Linked DNA regions of Homo sapiens: region 2 is linked to region 1. Evidence: read pairs that join two places in POLR2A ChIA-PET (ENCODE). Cell type or tissue: PC-9. All regions are shown on one strand.

Region 1 (2,500 bases):
AGCCCGGGTCATGCTGACACAGTTTGCCGAGGGGCGGCTGGAAGATCAACTGGACAAATATGATCACTGGGCTGACCGCTTTGAGGACCTGCCCCTCTATTTCATGACTTTCCATGGACAGCAAAGCATCAGGTGAGACTCCCAGATTCCAGCCACCTTGCTTTCCCAGACATATCCCAGCACTCAGGAACCTTTGGTTCCTTTTCCAGCTCCAGTAGGAACTCCCCCATCTCCTTAGGTTTGGAGTTTTTCAAAGAATGAGAGGGCAGGGCTGGACACACTGGCTCACGCCTGTAATCCCAGCACTTTGGGAGGCTGAGGTGGGAGGATCACTTGAGCCCAGGGATTTGAGACCAACCTGGGCAATATAGGGAGACCACCCCTCTCTATAAAAAAATTTTTAAAAATTAGGCTGGGCATGGTGATGGCATATGCCTGTGGTCCCAGCTACTCAAGAAGCTAAAGTAAGAGGATCGCTTGAGCCTAGTAGGTTGGGGCTGCAGTGAGCTGTGATCACACCACTGCACTCCAGCCTGGGCTACAGAGCAAGACCTTGTCTCAAATAATAGTAATAATAATAGAAGGGCAGAGGAGGCAGCCAAGAGAGTTTTCAGGATGCTAGTTCTTCTGCCTGGGGTGGTCTAGAGACAACTTGTCAAATTCCTTGCCTTTCCTCTTCCCAGGACTGTAATAGATACAATGCAACATGCAGTCTACGTCTATGACATTTGTCATGTGATCATCGACAACCTGCAGTTCATGATGGGTCACGAGCAGCTGTCCACAGACAGGTGACGGTGACATCCTCTCTTGTCTAGCTTGAGCCCGCTTGGACATACAACACACACTTCTCAGGCAGCTGGCCTCTAGGCACACATGCTGTGCTCTCCTATTTTCTGAGATGTGTGCAGGCACGTACCACCCCCATGTGTATCATATGGAGGTGTGGGGTATGGCAGCAGGATGTATGGACAGGGATCTGAGTGTGAGTCCTTGGGTAGAGGGAGGTAGAGTGGGTTGTGGTAGTTTGTGGGGAGATGTGAATGGATCAAGAGTATGTGTATGTTCTTGTCCTTCTGTGTCTGATAAGCTCTTTGTGTTGTTGGGATGGCGTAGGATCGCAGCTCAAGACTACATCATCGGGGTCTTTCGGAAGTTTGCAACAGACAATAACTGCCATGTGACACTGGTCATTCACCCCCGGAAAGAGGATGATGACAAGGAACTGCAGACAGCGTCCATTTTTGGCTCAGCCAAAGTGAGTGGCCTTTAGCGGAGCTCAAGCTTTGGAAAATAGAGTGGGTAGGTGTGACCAGGGACAGCCCTCATTCAGCCTTAATCGTCTTGACTGTCCATCCGAACAGGCAGGAGGCAATGCCTCTGGGGCCATGACATGAGGAATATATGTGCTGGAAATACAAAGGCTGATAGTTGGTTCTTATGCTCTTCTTGTCCCCCAGGAGCTCACATCCTCTCCTGGGGAAACAGTAAGACAGTGATTGCAATTCAGTATGATAAGAGTATGATAGGCAGCACAAGTATTTGGAGAGCAAAGAGAAAAGATGTCTGAGTCAGCCCGGGACATCTGGGAGACTTCCAGAGGAGGTGACAACAAAGGTTGGGTTGAGGTTTGGTAGACAATGGGTATTAGACAATCAGATAAATGTGAGGGCCTTCTGGGCATCAGGACCAGCCCAATCCTGGAGCTTCTAGTGTTACACTGAATGCCTATTACATACGAGGCCTGGGCTGGGCCTAGGGAATTCAGAGCAAGGAGCACAAATCATGTGCCATGATGGAACAAACATGGAGCTGGGAAAGAGAGTAATGCAGAAGTGGAAAAATGGCAGGGTACAGTGGATCACACCTGTAATCTCAACACTTTGGGAGGCTGAGGCAGGAGGATTGCTGGGGCCCAGGAGTTTGGCAATCTGAGCAATGTAGTGAGACCCTGTCTCTACAAAAATATTTGAAAATTGGCCAGGCGTGGTGGCTCACGCTTATAATCCCAGCACTTTGGGAGGCCAAGGCGGGTGGATCACGAGGTCAGGAGATCGAGACTATCTTGCTAACATGGTGAAACCCTGTCTCTACTAAAAATACAAAAAAAAAAAAAAATTAGCCGGGCGTGGTGGCAGGCACCTGTAGTCCCAGCTACTTGGGAGGCTGAGGCAGAATGGCGTGAACCCGGGAGGCGGAGCTTGCAGTGAGCGGAGATCGCGCCACTGCACTCCATCCTGGGTGACAGAGTGAGACTCCGTCTCAAAAAATATATATATATAATATATATATATTTAAAAATTAGCTGGGCATGGTAGCATGCACCTTTGGTCCCAGCTACTCAGGAGGCTGAGGTGGGAGGATTGCTTGAGCCTGGGAGGTTGAGACTGCAGTGAGCCGTGCTCACACCACTGCACTCCACTCCAACCTGGGCAGCAGAGTGAGACCCTATCTTTTTTTTTTTTTTTTTTTTTTTTTTGAGACGGAGTCTCGCTTTGTC
Region 2 (2,500 bases), 630 kb before region 1:
CATGAGCTGCTCATTACAGTTCTTTCCTCTTTCTGCTCTGCCATCTTCAGGATATTGGTTCTTCCCCTCATAGTAATAAGATGGCTGTGGCATTTCCAAACATCCAAAAAAAGGGAAGGATTTAAGGAGGTGAAGTCGGGTCAAAAATAAAATATATATACATATATACATTGCTTAGAACGTTAAACTATTAGAGTATTTCCCTTCCAAAGAGGGATGTTTGGAAAAAACTCTGAAGGAGAGGAGGAATTAGTTGGGATGCCAATTTCCTCTCCACTGCTGGACATGAGATGGAGAGGCTGAGGGACAGGATCTATAGGCAGCTTCTAAGAGCGAACTTCACATAGGAAGGGATCTGAGAACACGTTGCCAGGGGCTTGAGAAGGTTACTGAGTGAGTTATTGGGAGTCTTAATAAAATAAACTAGATATTAGGTCCATTCATTAATTAGTTCCAGTTTCTCCTTGAAATGAGTAAAAACTAGAAGGCTTCTCTCCACAGTGTTGTGCCCCTTCACTCATTTTTTTTTGAGGAGAAGGGGGTCTCTGTTAACATCTAGCCTAAAGTATACAACTGCCTGGGGGGCAGGGTTAGGAATCTCTTCACTACCCTGATTCTTGATTCCTGGCTCTACCCTGTCTGTCCCTTTTCTTTGACCAGATCTTTCTCTTCCCTGAACGTTTTCTTCTTTCCCTGGACAGGCAGCCTCCTTTGTGTGTATTCAGAGGCAGTGATGACTTGCTGTCCAGGCAGCTCCCTCCTGCACACAGAATGCTCAGGGTCACTGAACCACTGCTTCTCTTTTGAAAGTAGAGCTAGCTGCCACTTTCACGTGGCCTCCGCAGTGTCTCCACCTACACCCCTGTGCTCCCCTGCCACACTGATGGCTCAAGACAAGGCTGGCAAACCCTCCCAGAAACATCTCTGGCCCAGAAAGCCTCTCTCTCCCTCCCTCTCTCATGAGGCACAGCCAAGCCAAGCGCTCATGTTGAGCCAGTGGGCCAGCCACAGAGCAAAAGAGGGTTTATTTTCAGTCCCCTCTCTCTGGGTCAGAACCAGAGGGCATGCTGAATGCCCCCTGCTTACTTGGTGAGGGTGCCCCGCCTGAGTCAGTGCTCTCAGCTGGCAGTGCAATGCTTGTAGAAGTAGGAGGAAACAGTTCTCACTGGGAAGAAGCAAGGGCAAGAACCCAAGTGCCTCACCTCGAAAGGAGGCCCTGTTCCCTGGAGTCAGGGTGAACTGCAAAGCTTTGGCTGAGACCTGGGATTTGAGATACCACAAACCCTGCTGAACACAGTGTCTGTTCAGCAAACTAACCAGCATTCCCTACAGCCTAGGGCAGACAATAGTATAGAAGTCTGGAAAAAAACAAAAACAGAATTTGAGAACCTTGGACCACTCCTGTCCCTGTAGCTCAGTCATCAAAGCAGAAGTCTGGCTTTGCTCTATTAAGATTGGAAATGTACACTACCAAACACTCAGTCCACTGTTGAGCCCCAGTGCTGGAAGGGAGGAAGGCCTTTCTTCTGTGTTAATTGCGTAGAGGCTACAGGGGTTAGCCTGGACTAAAGGCATCCTTGTCTTTTGAGCTATTCACCTCAGTAGAAAAGGATCTAAGGGAAGATCACTGTAGTTTAGTTCTGTTGACCTGTGCACCTACCCCTTGGAAATGTCTGCTGGTATTTCTAATTCCACAGGTCATCAGATGCCTGCTTGATAATATATAAACAATAAAAACAACTTTCACTTCTTCCTATTGTAATCGTGTGCCATGGATCTGATCTGTACCATGACCCTACATAAGGCTGGATGGCACCTCAGGCTGAGGGCCCCAATGTATGTGTGGCTGTGGGTGTGGGTGGGAGTGTGTCTGCTGAGTAAGGAACACGATTTTCAAGATTCTAAAGCTCAATTCAAGTGACACATTAATGATAAACTCAGATCTGATCAAGAGTCCGGATTTCTAACAGTCCTTGCTTTGGGGGGTGTGCTGACAACTTAGCTCAGGTGCCTTACATCTTTTCTAATCACAGTGTTGCATATGAGCCTGCCCTCACTCCCTCTGCAGAATCCCTTTGCACCTGAGACCCTACTGAAGTGGCTGGTAGAAAAAGGGGCCTGAGTGGAGGATTATCAGTATCACGATTTGCAGGATTCCCTTCTGGGCTTCATTCTGGAAACTTTTGTTAGGGCTGCTTTTCTTAAGTGCCCACATTTGATGGAGGGTGGAAATAATTTGAATGTATTTGATTTATAAGTTTTTTTTTTTTTTTTGGGTTAAAAGATGGTTGTAGCATTTAAAATGGAAAATTTTCTCCTTGGTTTGCTAGTATCTTGGGTGTATTCTCTGTAAGTGTAGCTCAAATAGGTCATCATGAAAGGTTAAAAAAGCGAGGTGGCCATGTTATGCTGGTGGTTAAGGCCAGGGCCTCTCCAACCACTGTGCCACTGACTTGCTGTGTGACCCTGGGCAAGTCACTTAACTATAAGGTGCCTCAGT

The links. ChIA-PET counts read pairs that join two places held together with the same protein. Peaks named below come from ENCODE experiments on the same cell type or tissue, not always from the same donor. Only the 100,000 strongest peaks of a DNase experiment are listed, where the experiment ranks them.
Region 2: POLR2A ChIA-PET joins it to region 1 with 5 read pairs; 4 of 35 experiments call an interaction of 5 or more read pairs at or near these places.

What each region holds. Positions count from the first base shown.
Region 1 is chr10:100,989,753-100,992,252 of GRCh38, forward strand. It overlaps TWNK (twinkle mtDNA helicase), which reads left to right. Exons shown (of 5, transcript NM_021830.5): 2 at 1-132; 3 at 684-791; 4 at 1,117-1,258. Among named protein-coding and RNA genes, the nearest start is that of TWNK, 3.5 kb to the left of the region's middle. In PC-9, no CTCF peak of the experiment used is centred here; no DNase peak of the experiment used is centred here.
Region 2 is chr10:100,361,860-100,364,359 of GRCh38, forward strand. SCD (stearoyl-CoA desaturase) reads left to right here. Exons shown (of 6, transcript NM_005063.5): 6 at 1-2,500. Among named protein-coding and RNA genes, the nearest start is that of OLMALINC, 10 kb to the right of the region's middle. In PC-9, no CTCF peak of the experiment used is centred here; no DNase peak of the experiment used is centred here; H3K27ac peaks cover 2,213 bases.